Linked DNA regions of Homo sapiens: region 1 is linked to region 2. Evidence: chromatin loops called from intact Hi-C (ENCODE). Cell type or tissue: GM12878. All regions are shown on one strand. Links, peaks and the distances in the headings refer to the core of each region. The heading gives the core; the rest is flanking DNA.

Region 1 (8,636 bases), core at 383-8,382, 82 kb after region 2:
CAGGGTCAGGATACAGGAGTAGGTCTTGGGGTCATGAAACAGTGTGAGGGCTACTGGCCTAGTAGGGACTGAACCAGGACCCTACCTCATAAGTACCAGATCCTTGGATTAGCAAACTCATACACTAAAAAAATAAAATAAGATACCTTGAATGGCATTCCATTGCCACTGAAGAATAAAGCGAGCACTCACAGGACTGGTATGTGAGGCCCTATATATGCAGGCTCCAGGGTCATTTCAACCTTGTGTCTCATAATTTCCTGCATCCTCTGTGCCTACTTAGGGTTTCCTCTAGCGTGTGTCCTGGAATCTTCTGGCTCCTACCCCTACACTGTGCATATGCTGGTTCCTCTGCTTCAAATACCCGCATTCATGTGTCTGGATGCTTCTCGTCCTCAAAGGTGGGCTGAAATGCCATCTCCAGCAATCAATCCATCCATCAATCAAAGACTTAACCAACCACACTGATTAAGTGTTTTCAACTTCAAGGCACTGGGTTTAAGCAAACAGGAAGGACTAAGACAAAGCCCCGGGCACAGAGAGGCTCTCTGTGTACTTTCTTGTACCTTCATATTAATATTTTTAAAATCTTGTATTTTTACTCATGTACTCATGGATAAGATTCTTGAGACTGATGGCCAGAGATGTGCCTGATTCATCTGAATCCTCCTCATGGAATCTGTGGAGGTCGGTATACTTGCATCTAATAGGTGTGCAATAAATGCCTCTAGAAAGAATCAACTCAAGTTCAGGATCCTAGACGCCTAGGACAGTACCTGCTCCATTCCTAGTGCCTAGCACACAGGAAGTACTCAGTACATATGTGGTGTGGGCAGATGCATTGAAGCAAAGCTGTGAGTGACTTCTCTGGTAGAAACAGAATCACAAAGACATTGGGTGCTTTGTTCAAGGCCAACATGAAGGCCCAAAGTGGAAACCAGAATGTTACACATTCCACCTGATAATGAAAGACAGCAGTGTTTGACAGAGCACGAGAAATCCCTCCTGTGACAAATAACACTCCATTCCCTATCAAACAAAAGAGAGATTCTGCTCTGAGTCACATATTTAAAGAAAACATGTCAGTATCAACAAAATGTCTTTCTCCACACTTAGAGGGGTAATCCACAGAGAAGCACTAAAAACAGATCTGGGCTTTTGTTTATTTTCAGCCTTCTTCTTCTCTTGTGGTGACCCCAGTCCTTTTAACCACACAGTTCAAAGGGTGCAGAGAGATACACTGCAGGAAACCAGGAGGTAGTGACTTTATGATATTTATCTTTAAAATTAAAGAAGTTTAAAAAGCCGCTGCCTGGACCACGACTCAGCGATAAAAAGGAATGAATTATTGATACATAAAAGAACTTGGAAGAATTTCCAGAGAATTATGTTGAGTTAAAAGAGCCAGTCCCCCAAAGGGTACATCTGGATGATTCCGTTTATATAAAATTATTGAAATGATAAAATTATAGAAATGGAGCTGAGGTCAGTGGTTGCCAGGCATCAGAGATGGAGAATGGGAGGGAGGAGGGAAATGGATGCGACTGTGAAAGGGCAACCTGGGGAGCCTTGTGATGATAGAGCTGTTCTGTGTCTTGACTGCTGTCAACGTCAATATCCTGACTGTGATGTTTTGCTATAGTTTTGCAGGATAGTACTATTGAAGGAAACTGGGTAAAAGATATTAAGTATTATTGTCTCACAAGTACATGTGAATCTACAATTATCTCAAAATTAAAAGTTTATTATTTTCTAAAACAATCTTGAAAAAGAAGAACAAAGTTGAAGAATTCACATTTCCTGATTTCAAAATTTACTTTACAAAGCTACAGTAATCAAACAGTGCGTTACTGCCATAAAGACAGGCATAGACCAATAGAATAGAAAAGAACACCCAGAAATACACTCTCACAAATATGGTGAAATGATTTTCAACGAGGGTGCCAAGACCATTCAATGGGGGAAAGGACATTTTTTTCAACAAATGATGTTGGGAAAACTGGATATCCACATGCAAAAGAATGAAGTTAGACCCATTTCTTATGCCATATATAAAAATGAACTGAGAATGAATCAGAGGCCAAAATATAAGTGCTACAGACCTTTACAAATAAATGCAGAAAGAAAGTTTCATGACATTGAATTTGGCAATGATTTATTGGATCTGACACCAAAAGCATGGGCAATAAAAGAAAAAATAAATGAACTGGACTTCATCAAAATTAAAAACTCTGTGTATTACAGGACACAGTCAACGGAATGAAAAGGAAACCTATGGAATGGTAGAAAATATTTGCAAATGATATATCTGATAGGGGGTTGATACCCAGAATACATAAAGAACTCCTACAACTCAACAACAACAAAAATAACCCAATTTTAAAAATGGGCAAAGGACTTGATTAGACATTTCTCCAGAGAAGATATACAAATGGCCAGCAAGCATACACAAAGATGCTCAACATCATTAATCATCAAGGAAATGCAAATCAAAACCACAATGAGATACCACCTGACCCATATTAGGATGGCTACTATCAAACAAAATCGAAAATAACAAGTATTGGTGAGGATGGGGTGAAACTGGAACCCTTGTGCACTGTTGGTGGGAATGCAAAATGGTATCGTTGCTATGGAAAACGGTACAATGGTTCTTCAAAAAACCAAAAAGAGAATTACAATACAATCCAGTAATTCTGCTTCTGGGCATATACCGAAAAGAACTGAGAGCAGGGTCTCGAAGAAATAGCAGCACACCCACGTTCCTAGTAGCATTATTCATCATAGCTAAAATGTGGAAGCGACCCAAGCGTTAATCCATGGATGAATGGATAAACAAAATATGGTATATACATACACTGGAATATTAGTCAACCTTAGAAAAGAAGGGAATTCTGACCCATGCGACCACACAGATGAACCTTGAGGACATCATGCTAAGTGAAAGACGCCAGCACAAATAGACAAATTCAATTACATGAGGTACCTAGAGTAGTCAAATTCATAGAGACAAAAAATTAGAATGGCGGTTTCCAAGGGCTGGGGGGAAGGAGAGATGAAGAGTTATTATTTAACGAGCATAGAGTTTCAGTTTTGCAAGATGAAAAGAGTTCTGGAGATAGGTTGTGCAATGATGTGAATGTACTTACCTCAACTAACTGTACACTTAAAAGCAATAAAAATGGTAAATTTTGTTTGTGTATTTTATCAAAACGAAAAAACAAACAAACAAACCCTGGAACAACAACAAAGTTTAATTAAAAAGAAAAAGCCACAAAGCCACTGTCTTCCTGATCCAAGTCCTTGTCGCTGTGTCTTAGTTTTCCAAACCAATGGGATGAGAAAAGGAGCCCATTACTTAACAAGACCTCAGAGACTGCTAAAGTCTGGAGATACCTGAGCATCAAGCTTTTCTAATGCCTTTAATTAACTTCATATCCATTTGATTCATATTCCCTCTGCCTGGTTGTTAATTCACCTGAAGTTACTATAAACTTTTCAGTAATGATTCAAAATATGCTACTTATTTACCTTTGCACTTGACCTTAGGTAAGCAGCAAGTGGAGAAGTCAAAACCACAGATTAGAGAAATGGAAAATGGAGCCCTTTTCTCCCCAGAGCTGTCATTTTTAATTTGTCTATTTCTGCTAGACTCCAAGGTTAGCGAGGGCAGGACTTATCCTCTTTTTGTGTTTTACCACATATAGATGCTCAATGAACTTTTGTTGACTGAGTGAAGTTGTAAGCACAGCCACATGTGTTCCGCCCAGAAATGTTTACGTTGACATGTCCCCTCTTTTCAAACATGACTGACGTGGGGGCTTATGTAATTTACTATGAAGAAAATAACGGGCATTTCCAAGGAAAGTTCATGGATTAATAACTGCTTGTGAGAAGGCGAGAGAAATACACATTCTATAACAATTCTGGTTTAGCAGTGTTCACTACTGGTTAGACGTCCCTACAAAGTTGAAAAAAAACAACGGAATCGAGGTTAGTTTGCACACTTTGCACAGACCCCCATCCACACACATAACCCCCAGAAACGCAATTATATAAAGTGCAAGTTGAAATCCCTCAGATGGAATGCTAAACTTCCTTCCAGCTCTTCACCAGTGAGCCGCAAAGTCACCTTTACAATTTTATTTCGACCAGAGCAACATCATTTTTCATAATTACAGAGTTTTAATTTATTTTATGTGAGTGTCCAGCCATTGATGTATTGCGCTAATTAAGTGAAACTTGGTTAAAAAACCAAAGACACAAAAGGGAATTTTGGTAGAAAGTAAAATAGAGAATTTTTTTAAGGAACCCAAAGTAGTATGAGTTGTGGTCATGGTCATTCAAAGACAGGTTTTCCCCTCAACCACACAAAAATAGGGTCTGACCTGTAAAGCCTGGTTGGTTCTGTTCCCCTTGTTCTCCTTGGGTCTTCCTCCTCCTGATGTCTTCTCGACAGCCACTGGACACTGTTCCTGGAATGGAGAACATCCCTTCAACATCCAGATGGGTGGTAAATTCAAAGTGTGCAACAAACATAAAAGAGAAGGTAGGACCAGGCAGTCACAAACATTTATTTTTGGTTAAACCTTTTTTTTTTGAGACGGAGTCTCACTCTGTCACCCAGGCTGGGAGTGCAGTGGCGCGATCTCGGCTCACTGCAACCTCCGCCTCCCGGGTTCAAGTGATTCTCCTGCCTCAGCCTCCCGAGTAGCTGGGATTACAGGCATGCGCCACCACACCCCACTAACTTTGTATTTTTAGTAGAGGCAGGGTTTTGCCATGTTGGTCAGGCTGGTCTCGAACTCCTGACCTCAATTGATCCACCCGCCTCGACCTCCCAAAATGCTGGGATTGCAGGCGTGAGCCACCATGCCCGGCGGTTAAGACTTACAATACCAAAAATGTCACTTTACCTGGTTTCTCTCATAATCAGAAGGGTCGCAAGCTGTGAAGGGGTGGATACACCTTCTTGCACTTTTACACCACGCGCAGCCAGTTTCTACGCATGCTGGGCATCTAGCAACACAGAAAACTGACTTAATTCCTGCGTTTTAGGACAATGTTCACATCCTAGAATTTCCCTCTGTGATGTGGCATGCAAGCATTTAAAAGAAGGCAAAAAAAAAAAAAAATCCCTGGACAGACATTCCTGTGAGGCTTTGTGCCCTGCTCTTGGAAGCCCTCAGGTTGATGGGCCGGAATGGCACCTGCAGGGGTGTTGCCATGGAAACCTGAAGCTGGGTCACCTGCTGGTCTGTAGATAATAGGAACCCAATGAATCTGTTTCTGAATCCAGTTCTGCTATTTGTCTACCCTCAGGTAAGTCCCTCTGGAGATGGATCTCTCTCTCTCCCCGCCTCTACCCACTCTGCCTTCCAAAATCAGGAAGCCCTCACTCACTCCAGCAGTCACACTGCCAACTGCCTGGAAGATGTGAGACAGAAAGTGTTAGCTGGCAAGCAGAGGCAACGAGGTGCCTGTGTTTGCTTTATAATCAAATTAAGGAAGAATTGTGTTTCTACTAATCAAATCACCTATCATGATTGGGTAAACTGTGGAGGACTTGAAAAGCACTTATGAGAAGGAATGTTAAAAAGGGAAATCAGGGTTGATCTGGAAACAGGGCCAAGGGAGGCCAGAGGAAGCCTTAGCTCTAGCAAGGGGTGCTAGCACAGGGCCGGGGGACCCAGTTTGTTTTATACCTTCTCCAAGAAATGAGGAAACATTCTGAGATTCTGATCTACAGAAACTGCAGTTTCCGTGGAAGGAGAGGACACACTGGCTTTTGCGTGGATCCGGCCACCTAAGTGAGCTAGACACGGGTTTGTGATTTGCTCGCTTCTTCTACCCCCAGGGTGTGATTACTGTACTAAGTGCTTTCCTAACAGGAAGCAGTTACCTATGGAAAGGGCGCTCACCCTCCCTGGGGGACCTAGGTCTGAGGTCTGGTTCTTAATTACCAAGTTGTGGGACCTGGGGCTAGTCGGTTCCTTTCATCTGGCCTTAAAGTGGGCATCGGGGGAGCTACGTTCTTTCAACTGTCTTTGAGCTATATAATTCTATTTAATTCACACCCTTTTTTCCTATTTTCATGAACTTCTGAGGCTTTCTGTAGCAATTTTTGTATTTTTTTCTCCTTAAATCCATTCTGTTTCTTAGCAATAATTGAACTGGGCCTTGTGTCATCTTTTTCAAAGTGCCTCAGTGGAAGAGATGAGGCCCAGGGGCTCCTGTTCTAATCATTCAAGAGCAGCCTCCTAGCTCAGCTTCAAGTTCAAATTCATTTTCCCCATAGAAACCATGGTTCCCAGGCCAGGACAAAAGAAACTCCCATTTGGTGCTCACATAACTGGTCAATCAAACTATGCAGTGATCTACAGCACTGCTACTCATGCAGCCTCCCAAGGTGCCCTGCAGGCCTCCATCCCAACTTCCAATTGGCAAGTCAGGCATCTGAGAAACATATTTCCTCTGTCCTCTTGCTGCTTTAGAAGCAAGGAGTGAGGTTTGGCACTAACTCAGGGGCCTATGTAGCTCAAAGAGGCCAAAGATGGTGAAAAGGGGGGCAGCAGGAACATGTTCTTTTGGTGAAAGGGACTTCACCTTGTCCTTCTCAAGTAAGACTTTTTACCCCTACACTCAAGGCTTCTCGTTCCGCCCAAATTCCCGAAGCCATTCCAATCAGAAGAGAACCTAGCAGCGCTCCTTCTTTTTGTTGAGACAATCTCACTCTGTCACTCAGACTGGAATGCGGGGCGCCATCCCGGCTCACTGCAACCTCCATCTCCTAGGCTCAGGTGATCCTCCCACCTCAGCCTCCCAAGTAGCTGGGACTACAGGCACATACCACCATGCTTGGCTAACTTTTGTGTTTTTTTGTAGCGATGGCGTCTCACTATATTGCCCAGGCTGGTCTCAAACTCTCCTGGGCTCAAGCGATCTGCCCACCTCAGCCTCCTAAAGTGCTGGGATTCCAGATGTGAGCCACCACACCTGGCTTGTCCCTTCTTCTTTACTTACTTCAAGGCTGCCTCTCGGTCCTGGGAAGACATATTTCCCTGTGGGTATGAACACTTAAGCACAGGGGATTTCTCTCCCTCGCAGCGCCAGCTTACTAGTCAGGGCTAGAATGTGCGAGCGGAGCTTATTAGCTCGGTGGCTCTCCTATCTCCCATTACACCATGCTTCAAAAGGCATTTTGGAAAGTTCTGTCTCACAAAAGAGTTCTTTAGGAAATCGAGGAGTCAAACAAATAAGTAAATTAAGATCAACGAGAGAATATTCAAATTTCAAATAAAATCTTACTCTTTTAATGATGAGCAGTTGGTAAAGTTGAATCTGTCTGATAAATTCCAAGAACCGAAGGAGAACATCACGTTGACAACTGAAACATCTGGAGGGAAGGGGGGAAAATGTCATTTACGGTGGAGTCCTGCTATAGTCAAGCATAGCTGTAAATGCAAAAAAAGATAAATATTTTTGCTTCCTCTGCATAGTGGGCAGGAGCGTGCCAGCTGTTTGCTAACATTTCAATCAGTATGTGGTTCCTTCCCCATAGGCCATTCGCATCAGGCAGCCGAAGTGCACAGCTCAAGCCTCCAAACAGACTGAACCCACCTCGAGTTCCAAGCCTCCCATGAATAATCACTAGGAAGAAGCCATTTTACAGCTCATTTACATCTCATACTCTCCTAGGGATCACTATCTCAGCTTTTAATTGGCCAAGGCATAAGAACAAAACAAGTCACCGAGCAAGAAGTGCCTAGAACATGAAAACCGGAGCATTAGAAATCCTGCACCTTCAGAAAAATCCACGCTGCAAATATTTACCTAACATACTCTAAAGTGTAGTTTCCATGGGCTGGGTTCCACGATCTTCTTGGGGTCAACTGTCACCAAATCTGTGATAAAGGTTTTCTTATTTGCCTTTGAAAACCTACTCATTGGTTAGAAAACCCCAAAAGAACAAAATAACAAGGATTTCAAAACTACTAAATCAGCATTAGAGAAATGTAGTATTTCCTGTATCTCTTTAAACATATATGCTCTATCCAAGGTAGTGATTCCCAAACCCAGTTCTCTATCAGAATCACCTGAGAAATTTACAAAGCTATAGATCCCAGGGCCATGCCCCTAAATATTCTGATTTAGCAAGCCTGGGGTGGACCCAGGAACCTGTGGTTGCATTGCTCCCCATGGAACAATTGTATAGAGCCCAGGTTTGGGGCCACAACACAGAATAGCACCTTTCAAATCCCCTTCTGTCCACGGACCAGTGCTAATAACAAGGTATTAATATCTTTTTCCTTTGGTGAATTAATAGGAATAGGAGGTGGTACTATTTATTTGTTTGTTTATTTATTTATTTTAGTTGAGACGGGGTTTCACCATGTTGGCTAGGCTGGTCTTGAACTCCTGACCTCAAGTGATCTGCCCGCCTCAGCCTCCCAAAGTGCTGGGATTACAGGCGTGTGCCACCATGCCTGGCCGAGAGGGTGCTTTTTAAATCTAAGTCTTGACAAAATAAGAAGCTGGCTTGACTCCGTTGGCAACCCTAATTTTCTCATTGAAATTTTATTAGTGTGTGGTTCCCAAAGTCTAAAAACCCTTACTTTAAGGTCCTTCTCCACAGC
Region 2 (8,636 bases), core at 131-8,130:
AACACATGCTATCTTCTGGAACAATGGAGAGCTCATTATTTCTTACCAGATGTACAGGCAGACTCAGTAGTAAAATTTGACTCCTTCCCTTTGTAGATTTTTTTTTTGCAGCAATTATTGATAACAGTTTTTTTGTTTGGCATTCATAATTAATTGTCACATTGAGAATATTAGATAGATTTGTGGTTTATTATCTTTGCAATTTTCAGTAAGAGCCATGTCTACTAACCTTTGTTTCTAGTATTCACTGAAAACATTCATATCTAAACACAGTTTTTGGTGAGTAAAATATTTTCTATATAGTTTTGTTCAAATAAGAGATTATGTATTAACATACTTGTTCATATTTCTCTTTTTAGAGAAAATCTCTTCATGAAAACAAATTGAAAAGACTACAAGAGAAAGTAGAAGTCTTGGAGGCAAAGAAAGAAGAATTGGAAACAGAAAATCAGGTCTTAAATAGGTAATGTGTTTGTATGTGTATCTTCCCCATGTGGTTATTTTGATGTCATAGAACTTTGTCTCTAAGTATAACGTACCTTCTTTTCTTTTAAAATATACATTTTAAAGATTTCTAAAACAGCTTGATAACTCCTAATGTACTATCCTTTTTTTACCCCCTAACTGAATGTTTCTTTAAACCAAAAGGTCTCTGTCACATACCAGGTGTTTGCCTTATGATTGGGACTAACAGAAAATGTCACTGGCTTTGGTAGCAAGGAGTGGTGTTAGTTGTTGCTGCTGTACAAGACAGTTGTAGCTATTGCATAGTTCTGAAAATTGTGCCTACAACTTTGAATCAAAGGTCAGTTTTGGTTTCCTGGTGTGGAGATTTTATTGAGCTGTAGTTTCGGGTTTTGCAGTCACATTCAAGCACATCTGATAATCAGGATCATCAGCATTTTTAAAGCAGAGATTTGTCATATTAAGTTGTTGGTAGTGGCATTATATGACACATTTGATTCAAGTTAAGAAAAATCTTTTTAATTTAGTGAATTAGTGGTAGCCTTCAGCGCCTTGGCTATTCAAGTATAGATTTTTCTGTAATGGAAACTGCCTATAATATCATGCAGTGACGTTTTATGATGTGCACTGGTGTTCTTGGGTGCAATTATTACCAACAGGTGAACAATTGTTTTTTAAAGAACATTCTAGAAGTTTCTAGACTGTAGAATTAGTGCCAGCCTTACAATACTCTATTCCAAAGTAGGAGGCCGCCTTTAGTTTATTAATTTGGTAGTAATTTGTAAATTACAAACATGCTTGTAATTTTGAATTTTGTTTCAATTCTTTTTTTTTTTAAACATGGGGTCTTCGTCTATGGTTCAGGGTGGAGTGCAGTGGCACGATCATAGCTAACTGTAGCCTCGAACCCCTAGGCTTAATCTATTCTCCTGCCTCAGCCTCCCAAAGCACTGGGATTACAAGCATGAGCCACCATTCCTGGCTCAGTCCTTCTAAAACAGAATTCAACTTACTTCCTCTTCCATAAACATTAATATTGAAATGTTAGCAATTCAAGATTGGCCAGTTGTGGTGCAGATCATCTAGAATTTTGAGTGATTTTGAAATTATATTTGATTACTGGATGTCGTGTCCAAAAAGATGATGATCTGTGAAGGCCTGGAAAGTTAGCCTTTTTCTCCATGTCATTTTTTCCTAAAGTTGTGTAGCTTCACCTTTGTGATTACCTTTTATAATAGGAAAAACCAGTGTTTTTCCTATTCTCACACAGTCAACACAACATTTCTGACACCAGATGTTTGGGGTTTTTTCCTATACATGGAGTAATCAGTTTTCCAGTGGACACGAGCTAGGTGTCCTGTAATTCAGGTCTGATCCTGTCTACCTGGATTTAGCATCAGATCCCACAGGTAGAGGGCTCAGTCCCACAAGACTGCCCCCCACTTCAGAATGCAGCCATAAGCCCCAAGTTGTAACCCGTGCTTCTGACTGGCTAAAAATGGCCATAAATTGGGGTTCCCATGACCTGCTCATCATGTTCAGTTAATTTGCTAGAGCAGCTTACAGAACTCAGGGAAACTTATGTTAACCAGCTTACTAGAAAGGATATTACAAAATATATAGATGAGCAGTCAGATGAAAGAGATACATAGGAAAAGTTATGAGGAAGGGGGTGTGGAGTTTCCATGCCCTCTCTGGGCATGCCTCCCTGCAGACACCTGCACATGTTCAGCAACCCAGAAGCTCTCTGACCCCATGCTTTTGGGTTTTTATGGAGGCTTCATTACATAGGCATGATTGATTACATCATTGGCCATTGGTGATCAACTCAACCTTTAGTCCTTTACCTTCCCAGATGTCATGGGGTGGGGTTGGAGAGTGGGGCTGAAAGTTCCAACCCTCTAATCATGCCTCAGTCTTTCTGGTGACCTGCCCCATCCTGAAGCTATTCAGGGGCCCCCAGCCACCAGTTATCTTATTAATATACAAAAGATACTCTTATCACTTCAGAGTTTCCCAGAGTTTTAGGAGCTGTGTGCCAGGAACCAAGGGCAAAGACCAAATATATATTTCTTACTAAAATATTACACTGACATTTTGAAAATTAGATTGAACTATGAAAATCTCTATATTTGACCATATTTCACCTATTTAAAAATGGCAATTTTGTAAGCTTCAATCCAGCATTTTCTTTACACTTGACCCTTGACAACATGGGCTTGAACTGCATGGGTCTACTTATATACAGATTTTTATTCGGGCAAACATGGATAGAAAATATAGTATTCACAGGATGTGAAACCCACCAGTTCAGAGAACCAACTTTTCCATTATGAGGGTTCTGCAGGGCTGACTGCAGGACTTGTATGCACAGGCTTTGATATATGAGGGATGTCCTGGAACTAATCCCATGTGTATACTGAGGGATGAACTGTATTTTTATTTGATTCTTTCTGTAAGATAAGGCACTCTTTTGGTTTAGAGTCTCCCTTTAGTTTCAGGATTCATGAATGGGGGTGAGTAGGAGGGTAGGAGTGAGTACCAAAGTATCAAAAGATTTTAGATCTTTAATTAGCAAATAAAACTTTATAATGAGTTGATAGTCTGCAATGCTAATGATTGCTAATGATTAAGATGTTATGTCATGTTTCTGTTTATCTTTCTAGGTAAACAGATTTTTTATCTATATATTATATATAGATCTCATAATTTAGAAATTCCAGTTTAAAATTATATTCTGTGAATCATACTGTGCTTCAATAGGGTATAACCATGTTAAAGAAACATTTCTTTTTCTTTTTAAGACAAAATGTTCCTTTTGAAGACTATACAAGGCTTCAAAAAAGACTAAAAGATATACAGAGAAGACATAATGAATTTCGAAGTCTAATTTTGGTTCCTAACATGCCTCCAACAGCATCTATCAATCCTGTTAGCTTTCAGTCATCAGCCATGGTTCCAAGCATGGAACTACCATTTCCTCCTCATATGCAGGTATGAGCATTTATTTTAGGGGGAAAAAAAAAGTCGTACATTTTTGTAGGTTTTTATGTTTAAATATGGTGATAAAACTCAAATTATAACTTTGGTCAGTGCTCAAAATTCACCACAAAAATGGCATAAACATTTAAAACTACTTTTAACTTCTTCCCTTTCATTTAGCATAGAAATTTGCTGAATTCAGTTTGAATCATGATCCTTTAGTGTTGGTGCTGAGAGTGAAATCTCTTACTGGACGATAGAAAAGAGGAAACTTGATTGAGTCATTGAGTAACCTAGAGTTTGTAGCTTATTCATAATGTTAATAGTAATTACTACTGAGAATTTACTAACGCAGTGAACTGTGCATGTTCCGTGCAATGTCTAATACTAACGAAAAATGCTTTGAGGGCAGATATTACTATTCCTAATTCATAGATAAGGAAACTGATTCAGAGTGAAGTGACTTGCATAAGGTCATAGCTAATAAGTGACAAAGTTTCAAACCTAAACCTGTTGAATCCAAAACCCGGGCTCTTTCTATTGTATCAAGCCCCTGAGGTATTGAAGGAATCAGATTGATTCTTTTTCAGAAGATGGGAGTATTAATAAGTAATTATGTTTTATAACATAAGCACAGAAGATTTTAATCACTGAATTGAATCTCAGGCCAAGTGCTTTGTTTATAATAAACTGCTGTTAAACACCAGTGTTGTTGGAAAGTTACCATGTAAGTATACCTGGGCCCTGCATTAGTATTTTCTAATTCACTCCCTGGTGAATTTTATACCTAGAGAAGAACAGACTACGGGTTTTGCTTAAGGCTAGAGCCTGAGGCAGGAGAGAAGCAAAACTAGATGGTAGTTTAGCCCATGCTACTGTTTTTAGACTGCTACAGTGGTCAGCATTTCCTTGCCAGATGTTATAGGCATATATAAAAGAGGCAGTCCAAGGTTGCTACCTAACAGTTTTTCTAATAGTTTCTTTTGCTATGCTTTCTCTACATCATTTTAAGGAGGAACAACATCAAAGGGAACTCTCTCTACTTCGCAAAAGACTAGAAGAACTGGAAACAACACAAAGAAAACAACTAGAGGAACTTGGATCTTCCGGAGAATGATGTTCTTGGAGAACAGGCAGATCAAAAGAGGTGAAGTTGGTGACTCAGTAAAACTTGACATTTTAACCTGTGGCATTTAGATACTTTTTACTGTTTGCCAAAACACTTGAATGTGCCTCAAGAAAAGGTACCTACTACATGCTGTATTGTATGACTGTCAGGATTTTAAGATTATACAAGTGAAGCATTAAAAGAGAAATTCTCAGAGATATTTAGAATATTTGACAATGGTTTGAGAATGTAAAACAAAAAGGAACTAGTTAGAGTCAAGTTTTAAAATTTTTACTTTGTTGAATTTTTTTTTTTGGCATTTTGAGTGAAATATAACTATCATTAATTCTCTCTTCATCTTTGAGATGCTTGGCCATAACAGGGTCCATACACATCTTCTGGTTTACTATATACAAAAACTGTAGTTGAAAAAAGATGACAATTTAAAAGTCAGCCTAAAGAATGTAAAGGTATCTATATACAAAAGGCTACCTTTTCTAAAATCTGTGTGCACATAATTAAAGAGCTTAATTTTTTTTTAATCGTGTGTTTAATTTTACATCAACCATATAGCATATATTTAGCAATATGACAGTCTACTGATTTTGGCTTTGTTAGAATAGAGAATAAGTGCAAATAATTAAATCCTATGGCTGTATTAACAAGGGGGCCATTGATTATAAAACTTGAACTCAGGTCCTTTTATAAACATTGTTGGTATTTAACTTTACTTCCCATTACTGTGGATCTAACCAAATAATTATGTGTTTTGTGTCCCTAAGTATGCTCTCATTTTTTTTGGTCTACACCCATTGGAAGCCTTTTTAATGTGACATCTTTTAGAGGAATTCTGCTGGAATAATTTCATGTTAACGAGGCTAAAGCTCAAGTCTCCCAAATTAAGTGGAATGTTCATTATCCCAAGGTGTTCATAGTCAAAAGTCCCAGTTGATAGTGAAGAAGGCCAGGACTGTAATTGAGCAGTCCTTAGCACCATTTAGCAAACTAGGTTTACTTACTACATAATATAGCTGCTTATTCACAGCATATACAGTGACACCTTATCTCTGAAAAATAATTTCCACGGAGCCACTTAGAATAAAAAAACTATTATAACTAGAAAATTGAAAAAAAAAAAAGACAGTCCACAGTTACATCAAAATGTTTATTTTTTGGATATAGACATTTAAAACATTCATCTCCAAGAACAGCTTCAATCAGGTATACAATAAGAAATAGACTTTAAATCCTAATACAGAAAAGGTAACAGAATTTTTTTGAATGCTGCTGTAGACACTAGTGTTAGAAAAAAAAGTTTATAAATGGTTTTGCACCAAAAAAATATGCAAAGAAACTTGAAAATAGAAATTGTTTGCCATTTGTTGCTCTGGTTGCTGTTTAATATAGACCCAGTGACTGATTGTCTTCAGCACACATCTAATTTGGCCATTTACTGCATTTGGCTAATGTGATCCAAAATGTGATCTAGATAGTGCTTTTCACTGGAGGATTGACAAACACGCTACATACATTAGTGAATCTTCATACCACCTCAGTGAGGTAGCTTAGAAATATTATACAGAAATTGAGGCACAAAGAGGTAAGTGACTTGCCCAAAGTTCCCAACAGCACAGTCCCTGGAAGAGGAGGTAACTCTCCACACAGGACTCATGTGCCAGAAAGCTGGACAGGGACACCCTCATGTAGCATTTAGTAAATACTTAGATAAAGCTGTAGCTGATCCTTTGAGTTTTCAGTACCCTAAAGTAGTAGGGGAAGTCTTTTGGGCAACTCTCCTACCCTTGGCTCTCAACTTTCCTACTGTTGTTCTCTTATGAACTCCTTCACCTCTTTGAAGACTGTAGCAGCCTTCAATGGGGACCAGACCTCTCACCTTTATTCTGATCTGTCATCTATTTGGTAGTTTTGTTTGTTTGAGGTGTGTCCGTTGGACAGACAATGGTCAAAAGCAACAGGATTGGGAAGGTGCCTATCAGGGTAGTAACTGCTTATTTTCTCTGATCAGTTTGTTGAGGTGTCACCTCTCTCATGCTTTTCCAGATAATACAGAAGCAAAAAGGAATTGCCTTTAAGACAAATTCATATTTAAATCCTAATGCTCCATACAGTGTTGGTAAATGATTTCAAGGAATATGTGATCAATGTTATTTGACTTGAAAAAATTTTCTTTCCTAGATGGGGGATTTGGAGCACCAAGGGTAAAAGGTGCCTGCCACAAGAAAAGCTCAAGAGTTGCCAATTATGCTGTTTACTTCTTCTGGTTTAATAGAAGGAAAACACAGTGGTATTAAAACTGGTCATGAGCAGCAAAAATTCAGGAATTAAAAAATCAGCACTAAAAAGACTACAGTATAACTGGATAGAGAATTCTTTAAAAAGAAAGGCATGAATAAAATGGGTATTTTAAATTCTTTCTCCTGCGAGGAATACTTTCAAAAAGTACATAGTAAGACTAAGATACCAAGTTGTATACTAATATTTTTCAGGCCTTGGGCCTCAAATATATATATTTATATATAATACTCCAGTGTGAACAGCAATTCGATAAAATGTAAAATGTATCTTTTTTTTTTTAAATCACACACAAGTATTCATAACCACAGGGTTCACCAGAAATCTAAAGCAAGGAGACACTCACTCATATAGAAATGGAGTTACTCTTCCACAGATCGTTCTGATCAAAGGTTTTGGAACAGAAATGAATTAATGATTTTTTTGTATAATATCCAACATGTCCACTATCAAATACATTTAGTATGAAAAAACAGATGAAGAAAAGGAACATACATTAGGACAAAGTATCTGGTTAAAATGCTGTTCATTTAAATAAAGCCCACTCTCCTTACTTTAGAGCTCCTTGGTGAAATGGAGGTGAGTTTGATGGAGTGCAGTTGATGACCACTGAAAAACACGAGCCCTTTCAACAATGTTGCAACACTGTTAGTTTTTGGTTTAAACACACACACACACTCACAAATGCTAAGTGTACACTACCAAATTCTGCGGTCAGCTTTTCCAAGAACTACTGGGGAAAGTTTCAATGCTGCAAATCCTCGAGGTTGCCCTAACACCCCCACCTTGTTTCCAAATGACTCATTTCACATTTTGTTTTGAGCACTGGCAGTATCCCTTTACAATGCAGAGGTGCAGTGTAGCACAAGTGCTACATAGCTGTAGTTTTCAAACAAAACCACTTATATCATTGTGCTTAAGTGGAGACTGTAGTTACAATACTGACATTCGCTTACTGGCCTTGTATTCTCTGTAAACAAGGAGGCTGTTTGCAACAACCACTTCAACTCTATTTACAGAAGGGTTCCCACGGTATACACACAGGCACAAGGGTTGGTATGCTTTCTAAAAGCTGTGCATGTGCCTTGGTCTCTTAAAAAGACAGTGCCCAAAGTGGAACCTATGTGCAAACAACAAATTAACGACACAGAGTAGCTCAAGCAGCCATTTTGCTCCCAAGTCGTCTGAAGAACTTTGCCAGATTAAGCCAGGCCCCAGAGTGCTTACATCCACTTGCATTTCTTCTTTTCATCAAATAAGACTTTTACATGCAAGAGTTGTTTCTGAGCTTCTTCCAGCCCTCGTTCTCTTTCTAGTTTATTTAGAATCTGTTGACAATTAGAACAGTTATTTTAGATATTGTGGTTTTAGCGTTACAATTCTGTTTTTTGCATACCTGATGCTGTGAGTGGTAAAATCTGTATGAAACAGATGCCAACATTTTCTTCCATCATTTACATACTCACTTTGCAAGTTGTTTTGCTAAGTCCTTATCACAGGATCAACAATACCTTGGCTTAAAATAGAAGCTCGCAAGAAATACCAACTATTTGCTTACAAATATGGGGCCAGGCTTCCTAGGCCCTGCTTTATGCATTATGTCACAGCCATTCCAAGCACAGCAAGCATTCCTGGGCAGCCAACATGCAGGCAAGTATTTCTCCTTAAATGCAGCAGGCAGGGACATCCTGGTCAGAGACAGATCCTTCCCTTCCCTCCCATCTGGGCAGTGTAGTCCCTCCTCGTGCTTCCCTTCTCTCCCCTGACC

Evidence for each region. Peaks named below come from ENCODE experiments on the same cell type or tissue, not always from the same donor. Only the 100,000 strongest peaks of a DNase experiment are listed, where the experiment ranks them.
Region 1: a loop joins it to region 2, with 4 times the contacts of the local background. A loop is called at or near these places in 1 of 110 quality-filtered maps.

What each region holds. Positions count from the first base shown.
Region 1 is chr12:94,222,988-94,231,623 of GRCh38, reverse strand. PLXNC1 (plexin C1) reads right to left here. Exons shown (of 31, transcript NM_005761.3): 7 at 7,309-7,396; 8 at 4,917-5,019; 9 at 4,389-4,475. Among named protein-coding and RNA genes, the nearest start is that of PLXNC1-AS1, 51 kb to the right of the region's middle. RefSeq lists an enhancer at 767-1,046. In GM12878, for the core only: no CTCF peak of the experiment used is centred there; DNase peaks (open chromatin) are centred at 863, 2,988 and 4,353; H3K27ac peaks cover 2,198 bases.
Region 2 is chr12:94,304,741-94,313,376 of GRCh38, reverse strand. It overlaps PLXNC1 (plexin C1), which reads right to left. Exons shown (of 31, transcript NM_005761.3): 31 at 5,702-8,196. The coding sequence ends at 8,092. It overlaps CEP83 (centrosomal protein 83), which reads left to right. Exons shown (of 17, transcript NM_016122.3): 15 at 360-463; 16 at 3,270-3,459; 17 at 4,460-5,679. The coding sequence ends at 4,564. Among named protein-coding and RNA genes, the nearest start is that of PLXNC1-AS1, 130 kb to the right of the region's middle. RefSeq lists a silencer at 7,450-7,549 and an enhancer at 8,164-8,636. In GM12878, for the core only: no CTCF peak of the experiment used is centred there; DNase peaks (open chromatin) are centred at 3,816, 4,366 and 7,636; H3K27ac peaks cover 1,707 bases.